2 separate regions of the Homo sapiens genome follow, and region 1 is linked to region 2. Evidence: read pairs that join two places in POLR2A ChIA-PET (ENCODE). Cell type or tissue: GM12878. All regions are shown on one strand. Links, peaks and the distances in the headings refer to the core of each region. The heading gives the core; the rest is flanking DNA. Region 1 has its middle 53 kb from the start of LINC02034. Region 2 overlaps TPRA1 (transmembrane protein adipocyte associated 1).

Region 1 (4,383 bases), core at 211-4,210, 99 kb before region 2:
CCCTGCAGAGGCTCCCAGCTCTCTTCTGCAGGTATCTTGTGCCTCCACCTGCAGCCTGGAGGCTCCAGGGGTGGCCTGAGAGATGCTGGAGCTCTGAGGTCTATTTTGCAGAGGTCGGCAAACTACCCCCCACAGGCCAAATGCCCCACCACTGATTCCTGTACAGCATACAAGCTAAGAATGAGTTTTCCTTTTTTCTTTAAGTTGAAAAAAAAGTCAGGCCGGGCACAGTGGCTCACACCTGTAATCCCAGCACTTTGGGAGGCTGAGGCAGGAGGATCACGAGGTCAGGAGATGGAGATAATCATGGCGAAACCCGTCTCTACTAAAAATACAAAAAAATTCGCTGGGCGTGATAGCATGTGCCTGTAGTCCCAGCTCCTCGGGAGGCTGAGGCAGGAGACTCGCTTTAACCCAGGAGGCGGAGGTTGCAGTGAGCTGAGATCACACCACTGCACTCCAGCCTGGGTGACAGAGTGAGACTCCGTCTCAAAAAAAAAAAAATCAAAAAAAGAATGGTATTTTGTGGCCCAAGACAATTATATTGAATCCAAATTTTGATGTCCGTAAATAAACTGTTCTTGGCACCCAGCCACACCTGTTTGCTCACATGATGTCTACAGTTGCTTCCACACTACCACTACCACAGCAGGGCTGAATCACCGAGACAGCAACCATATGGCCTGCACTGCCAAAATTGCTATCTGTCCCTTTTCGGAAAAGCTTGGCAGACCTCAGCCTTAGTGCCCCTGTCCTTCACCCCTCTTTGTATCGCCTGGAGGAGAGCACATTTTCTACCCACTCAAGGCTAGGTTTGTCTTGCTTTGGCCAAAGGTGCATCAGCAGACATGAATGTGAGCAGAAGCCTTAAATATGCATGTCTGGCTGACTCTGCCCTTATGCATGAGAAGAACATGCCTCCGAAGCCACTGCTCTAAGGAAGATCAAAGACAGAAAGCTGGGGGTGCGGCCCCCAGCTCAAGTGTTGGGGTCCAGCCCCACCGAGCCCAGTCTCGGCCCCTGAATGCCTGCTGACCGGGCAAATGTGAGAGAAGAATAAACGAGATTGTTGTAGGCCACCGAGTCTCATGGTGGTTTGTTAAACAGCATTATTGTGGCAATAGCTTGCTGAGGCCATGTCCAACAAGGGTGACTCACAAACGTTTGCAACATTTGTTAGTTTTCAAGACTTTTGCATCCATTTTATCAAGAGATCCCTGCTTTATGAATAACGAGACCACAAGAGACAGCAGCAATAATGGCAGGCTCCCACCCAGGGCCCTGGCCCTGCAGCTCCCTTTGTCTGGAATGTTCTTCCCTAAGTATCCACAGAGCACTCTTCGGCTCTGGCGTCTCTGCTCAGCGAGGCCCTGCCCCACCACCTACTCCCCCGGGAAGCCCCCTCCCCCTGGGCACTCCCGACTCCCATTCCCTGCTTTATCACCTTTTCCCATGATGTGTCGTGTTCTTTTTATTTCATTTCTTCTCTCTCTTCCCCTCTAGACTGTGAACTCTATGGACCAGGCATTCGTGTGTTCCGTTCACTGCTAAGCTGTTTCCCATCCTATGTCTCCTGTCCTTCCCAGCACACTCAGTGCACTCAGCCCTGCCTGGCCTGTCCAGCCCCACCTGTGACCTCTCAGCCCTCCTGGCCCCACCCCAGCCCTGCTCCCTGTGTTTGCCACACTGGTCTCCTCGCTGTTCCTCAACAGGCATGGCAGGCCCAGGCCTTTGCATCGGCTATTCCCTTGGCCTGAAATGCCTGAAACACCTTTCCCCTAGATTGCCCCAAGGCTCGACTCCTCACCTTCCTACCTTCCTCAGCACCTTATTTTAGACTGCAGCTCTTCCTGCCCCCACCCCATGGTGCCTGTCCCTCCCCAGCTCCATTTTTCTCCTTAGCTCTTGGTGCCTTCTCGCACACCCTGCATCCACCTGCGTCTGCCTCGGCCCTGGCATGCCAGCTCCTGAGGGCAGGGATTGTGTCTGCCTTATTCATTGCTGTGCCCCCAGACCTTGAACAATGCCTGACACACAGTAGTTGCTCAGTAAAAACTCACTGAGTCAAGAGGAGGGAGGAGGAAGAGGGGCCCAGGAAAAGGTGCATGGATTGCTGGGAACCTGCGTGAAGAAGGTAAACATTCAGGAGCTGGGATTTAGGAAACTGCACCCCAGAGGCTCAGGCTCTTCTGGGTCCCTAACAGGCCTACGCTTCAGGGCTCGGCTTTAGCACTCCACTGGGCCTTATCTCTCCACACGGAAACATCCTGAGGCCTCCACTGACTAAGCTCAGCTGCAGGGGCTTTTGTTCCACCAGAGCAGAAATGAGAAAGCTCTGTGGGTTTTGCACGCCAGTGACAGACTCCAGCACGTCAGGCCTGCGGTGTGAGTGCGCTGGGGGAGGGAGGAGGCCAGGCATTGTGGGGAAGTCAGGAACCGAGGTTGCTGGGGGGACCTTGCCACAGCCCACAGCCCGCAGCCCGCAAGGTGTGGTCCCTGCGACCCCCAAACCGCTCCCTATCAGAAACTCTCATGGAGATGAAAGGTGGAGTGGCAGGAGGGGCAGGCACCCGACTTTCCCTCTGAGCCTCCATTTCCTCATCTGTAACACAGGACAATGAGGAGCCGGGAGGACTCCGTGGGAGTGAAACCCAGCTAACACCCGGTGCCACTGCCCTGCATGGCACTGAATGCTTTCTGTACATCACTCGCCCAGGGCCCAGCAACCCTGTGAGGGAAGTAGTGTTAGTGCCCTCCACAGACGAGGAAGCTGAGGCACAGAGAGATCAAGTGACCTGCCCAAAGCCCCACAGTTAGGATGCAGAGCTGGTCCAGGGTCCTGTCTTCTCCAGTCTGCTGTGCACCACCCCTGCTATGTAAGTCGAGCCCCTAGAACACAGGGATGAAAGCAAGAGAAGGAGTATGGCCCAGTCACAGAGAGGATGCCAGGGGGACTTACGCCCCTGCTAAGTACCAGCTCTGGCTTGTGCCTGGCTCAGCCAAGCTCTGACGCTATTCTGAGCACAGCCCTGGACTTCCGGACACCTGAGAAAACAAAGCAGGCACAGAGTCCCACTTCGCCCATCTGAGAGTCTTGTGGGTCAGTTCTTCAGCCCCCTGAGCCCTGGTGGCAGAGATTAGCTAATTGTTCAGCAACTCACTGCCCTTTCCTCTGGGGCCAGGAGGAATGCCTGGGCATCATTCCCAGCCCTCCTTGCCCTGGGGTGTGGCCATGTGGCTGAGTTCTGTCCAGCCAATGATTGTGGTGAAAATGATGCTCACACACTCGGATCTGGATCATGAAGGCTCTCGTGTGATCCTCCACATATTTTCTTCCCATATCTGCCAGTCAGATGTTAACACCTAGAGTGACTTACAAGCCCCATGTTGACGGTGGTAAAACCTCCATCATCCTGGGTCTCTGAATGACTGCATGGAGCCCCTATCTTAGTCACAGTGAAACTTTACATGAGTGAGAAATAGCATCATCTATTGTGTGACGCCACTGAGATTTGGGGTTGTCTTTTTTCTGCAGCCACTAGGGCTGCTCTATCACACCCACCTTCCTTATCTTTAACATAGGGATAATAATTTGGATCTTCAAGTTGTTAGGTGGGTTAAATTAAATGTGATAAAGTGTCCGGATGCAGGGAATACTCAGCGAACATTGATTTAGTGTTTGCTGAATGTTTGGGTGAGCCCATGGGTGTTTGGCTAGTGTATTAGGTAGGATTGCTTTTGGCTATAAATGACAAGATGCTGGGTGAACAGTTGTTTAAACCACAAGGATGTGTGTGGCTTACTCAGCAGGCCCTCTGGAAGTAGGCAGTCTGGAGTTCCTTCCTTGGCCCAGTGATGACAGGTCCTTCCCTCCAATGCCCTTGGCCACTGTCAGCACGCCAGCCTCTTACTCCTGCACTTGGCCCTCTGTGGTCCTTGAAGCTGCAGGCACAAAGAAGGGAAGCACCAGAGGGAAATGCTTTCTCCTTGAGAGGCTCCATCTCTTTCTCCATCTGAAAGCAAACTTTTCCCCAAAGCCCCCAGGTGAGACGGCCTTTCCTCGTATAAGCCAGCAGCAGGTCCCTTGTCCATTTCCCTGCAAGGGAACATGAATTGGCTCCTGGTGGGCAACTGAAGCATCTGCCAGAGTTGGGAAAGAACATGGAAGGTGGTCAGGGCCCAGAGAGTAGCTGCAGACATCAGAGATAAAAAACTGAGCAACTCTGACCAGGAAGGGGCAGCAGCTACTGAAATAAGGGAGCCCTGGGCCCAGGAAAGACTGCAGCCGATGGAGGGGTGGGGACCAGGCAAGAGGCCAAGTTCACATGCATGGCCAGGGCAGGGCACCCACAGCAGTGGCGGAGCTGCAGGAGGGGAAGTCAG
Region 2 (4,383 bases), core at 268-4,267:
GGGGTGATCCAGGTGTGGCCTGGGGCACCAGAACGTAACAGATGCCAACATTTAGAATGATTTGAACAGATTGGGCCAGATGCCTGTGACTCTGCTTCACCAGGAATGCTTGTAAAGGCTGTGGATGACAGCCCCAGGCGGGGAGCAGCCCCAGAGCATGGGCATAAATGGTGGCAGGTTCCTACGGTTGACACTTGCACAGCATAAAAAGAACAACCCACTGCTACAGGCAACACGAATGACTCTCAGAAGTGATATAGCGTGAAGCCAGGCACAAGGGCCGACAGGCGTATGATCCGTGGAGAAATGCAGACAGGGCGCCTTTGGGGAGATGAAGCGCATGGTAATTGGGGGAGGCCTGCCAGCGTCTGGGTGTCAGATCCAGGTGGTGGGTACACAGGTGTGTTCACTGTGTGGTAATTCATCAAGCCACACACCGATGACTCCTAAGTCATAGGTGTACTTCAGTAAATTTTAAAAAGTAAAAAAGATGTGGCCGGGCGCGGTGGCTCATGCCTGTAATCCTAGCACTTTGGGAGGCCGAGGCGGGCAGATTGCCTGAGCTCAGGAGTTCGGGACCAGCCTAGACAACATGGTGAAACCCCATCTCTACTAAAATACAAAAAAAAAAAAAAATTAGTTGGGCATGGTGGCATGTGCCTATAGTCCCAGCTACTCAGGAGGCTGAGGCAGAAGAATTGCATGAACCCAGGTGGCGGAGCTTGCAGTGAGCCGAGATGGTGCCACTGTGCTCCAGCCTGGGCGACAGAGCGAGACTCCATCTCAAAAAAAAAAAAAAAAGAAAAAGAAAAAAGATTTGTCCCGACAACACATCAAAGGCCCAGGCCTCCCCTTCAGCAAGGAGCCGCCCAGTGAGCTGCATGCCTGTCAGCAAGGTCTGCAGAAACGCAACAGGAGCCCTGCTTGTGTTGTCACCAAAGCTATCCCTGAACAATAGCAGCCCAAGACAGGGGTGGGGGGACTTAGGAATATTTCCATTGCTGGTCCAAGCCCTTAAACACCAGAACACCTCTGGATGAAAGGGAGGGAAGACTCTGAAGGGGGCGGGCCATGGGCTGGGGCTCAGGTTGCTCCAGTGGGCCACTCACTGGCTCTGGGATCAAGTCCCCATCTAAACAGTAAGGACAGCAGGGTGTAGTGACTCACACTTGCAATCCCAACACTTTGGGAGGCTGAGGAGGGAGGACTGCTTGAGCTCAGGAGTTCCAGACCAGCCTGGGCAACATAGCAAGACCTCATCTCTACAAAAAATACAAAAATTGGCCGGGTGCGGAGGCTCATGCCAGTAATCCCAGCACTTTGGGAGGCCAAGGCAGGCGAATCACTTGCGGTCAGGAGTTCAAGACAAGCCTGGCCAACATGCCAAAACCCCATCTCTACTAAAAAATACAAAAATTAGCCAGGCATGGTGGCGTCCAGCTGTAATGCCAGCTACTTGGAAGGCTGAGGCAGGAGAATGGCTTGAACCCGGGAGGTGGAGGTTGCAGTGAGCTGAGATCGTGCCACTGCACTCCAGCCTGGGCAACAGGGCAAGACTCTGTCTCAAAAAAAAAAAAAAAAAGGCTGGGCACGGTGGCTCACACCTGTAATCCCAGCACTTTGGGAGGCTGAGGTAGGTGGATCACCTGAGGTTGGGAGTTTGAGGCCAGACTGACCAACATGGAGAAACCCCGCCTCTACTAAAAAAAAAAAATACAAAATTAGGGCCAGGCACGGTGGCTCACGCCTGTAATCCCAGCACTTTGGGAGGCCAAGGCGGGTGGATCACCTGAGGTCAGGAGTTCGAGACCACCCTGACCAACATGGAAAAACCCTGTCTCTACTAAAAATACAAAAAAATTAGCCGGGCATGGTGGCACATGCCTGTAATCCCAGCTACCTGGGAGGCTGAGGCAGGAGAATCCCTTGAACCCGGGAGGCATAGGTTACGTTTAGCTGAGATCACACCATTGCTCTCCAGCTTGGGCAACACAGCAAGACTCCGTCTCAAAAAAAAAAAAAAAAAATTAGCCAGGCATGGTGGTGCATGCCTGTAATCCCAGCTACTCAGGAGGCTGAGGCAGGAGAATCACTTGAACCCAGGAGGCAGAGGTTGCGGTGAGCTGAGATCACACCATTGCTCTCCAGCCTGGGCAACAAGAGTGAAACTCCATCTCAGAAAAAAAAAAAAAGAAACAAACAAACACAAAACTTAGCCAGGTATAGTGGTGCATACCTGTAGTCCCAGCTAATAGGAAGGCTGAGGTGGGAGTATGGCTTGAGCCCAGGAGTTCGAGGCTGCAGTGAGCTATGATCGTGCCACTGCACTCCAGCCTGGGTGACAGAGTGGGACCTTGCCTCAAAAAAGAATAAATTAATTAATTAAAAATAATAAAATGAGGCCATAGCTGCAATCTTCAAGTGATGGGGAATATTAAAGAGAACAAATGCCTGACACATAGTAGATCCTAAGAAAGAAGATGGCTCCTTCCCTACTGTTGGGAGGGGGGCAAAGAAGCCCACCCTTCATTCACACATGCTTTTTTTTTTTTTGAGACATTGTCTTGCTCTGTCTCCAGGCTAGAGTGCAGTGGCGTGATCTCGGCTCATTTCAACCTCTGCCTCCCAGGTTCAAGCGATTCCCCTGCCTCAGCCTCCCGAGTAGCTGGGGCTACAGGCACGTGCCACCATACCCGGCTAATTTTTTGTATTTTAGTAGAGACGGGGTTTCATCACGTTGGCCAGGATGGTCTCGATCTCCTGACCTCGTGATCCGCCCACCTCGGCCTCCCAAAGTGCTGGGATTACAGGTGTGAGCCACCATGCCCAGCCCACACGTGCTTTTATTTGCTCAGCAGACCTTAACTAGCACCTACTGGGTGCCAGGCACAAGTCTAGGTGGTTGGACGTGGCACGGAACAGAGCAGACAAGGCCCTGCCCTCACAGCAAGGTGAAGCCAACAACAAGCATGAAAACCCTATTTAAAAAGCAAACTTGGAAAAAAAAAAAAAAGCAAACTTGACAGGGCACAGTGGCTTACACCTGTAATCCCAACACTTTGGGAGGCCGAGGTGGGAGGATCACTTGAGCCCAGGAGTTTGAGACCAGCCTGAGCAACACAGCAAGACGCTATTTCTACAAAAAGTTTAAAAAACTAGCCAGGTATGGTGGTGCATACCTGTAGTCTTAGCTACTCGGTGGGGCCGAGGTGGAAGGATCACTTGAGCCCAGGAGCTCCAGGCAGCAGGCAGCAGCAAGCTATGATCACACCACTGCACTCCAGGCTGGGCCACAGAGTGAGACCCTGTCTAAAAAAAAAAAAAAAAAAAAAAAAAAAAAAAAAGAAGCAAACTTCTAGAGATAAATGCTAAGTGAAGAAAACAGAGAGGTGGAGCAGAATGACAAGAAACACAGTAGAGACTGCTGGGTTCCCCCAACATCTACCCTTCCCTTTAGTGATGGAACCAATGGAGTTTAGCTTACACATCGCTTCCCAGCACAATGGGGACCTTTCCCAGCTTCCCTGCAACTGGGTGTGGCCATGTGGCTGAGTTTTATCCAACTGGACACGAGCTGAGACAGGCTGACAGTCCTTCAGCCTGTCATTTGATCTAATCCCATGGTGTGAAGACATAAACTCTAAAACAGAGGCCCAACAAAGATAAAAACCCTGACTTGTCTTTAAAAAGAACTTTTTTTTTGTTATAAACATATGACACGAGCAGAGTGAGGTCTGCTAATTTCAGATCATGCCCTCCTCCCTTCCCGGTGGCTGGAATATAGATACGACAGTGGGAGCAAGAGCAGCCTCCTCAGACCACGAGGCAGAAACCCTGTACGAGGGTAACAGAGCAATGAGAAAGAAGGTGTCTGGGTCCCCAGCACAATGAGGCCTCCGTGCATGTACTGGACAGCTTGCACAGAGGCTGCCTGCATAGATAAAAATAATCTATTTTATTATCCTAGCCTTTGTTTCAACAGCTAGCCCAAATCCCAATGAATATAAAGGTACTGCTTGGACTGGGTAGTCAAACAAGGTGACATTTTGAGCCGAGATCTCAATAAATAAGCAGGAGCCAGCCTTGGAAAGATCGAGATAAAGAACATTCCAGGGAGAATCACCTAAGATCCAGATGCACAAGTCCAGAGGTAGAAACAGGTTTGGCCTGTCCCAAGGGCAAAAAACAGGCCAGGGTAGCTGATACCAGAAAGGTTGGCAGGGCCAGGTCCCACATGCAACTCGACTTCACTCTAAGTGCAACCAGAAGGGTGTTACAAGGAGTGAGAGGTCTGGTTTCCATGGGGACAGGATGCCAGTGAAAAGGGACTGAAGTGGAGGAGGAACAGAGACAGGGAGGCCATGAGGAGCTCCTGCAACAGTC

What was found. ChIA-PET counts read pairs that join two places held together with the same protein. Peaks named below come from ENCODE experiments on the same cell type or tissue, not always from the same donor. Only the 100,000 strongest peaks of a DNase experiment are listed, where the experiment ranks them.
Region 1: POLR2A ChIA-PET joins it to region 2 with 7 read pairs; 2 of 35 experiments call an interaction of 5 or more read pairs at or near these places.

What each region holds. Positions count from the first base shown.
Region 1 is chr3:127,481,758-127,486,140 of GRCh38, forward strand. No RefSeq gene overlaps it. Among named protein-coding and RNA genes, the nearest start is that of LINC02034, 53 kb to the right of the region's middle. In GM12878, for the core only: no CTCF peak of the experiment used is centred there; DNase peaks (open chromatin) are centred at 2,284 and 3,519.
Region 2 is chr3:127,581,137-127,585,519 of GRCh38, forward strand. All of the region lies in intron 1 of TPRA1 (transmembrane protein adipocyte associated 1), which reads right to left. Among named protein-coding and RNA genes, the nearest start is that of MIR7976, 3.8 kb to the right of the region's middle. In GM12878, for the core only: no CTCF peak of the experiment used is centred there; no DNase peak of the experiment used is centred there.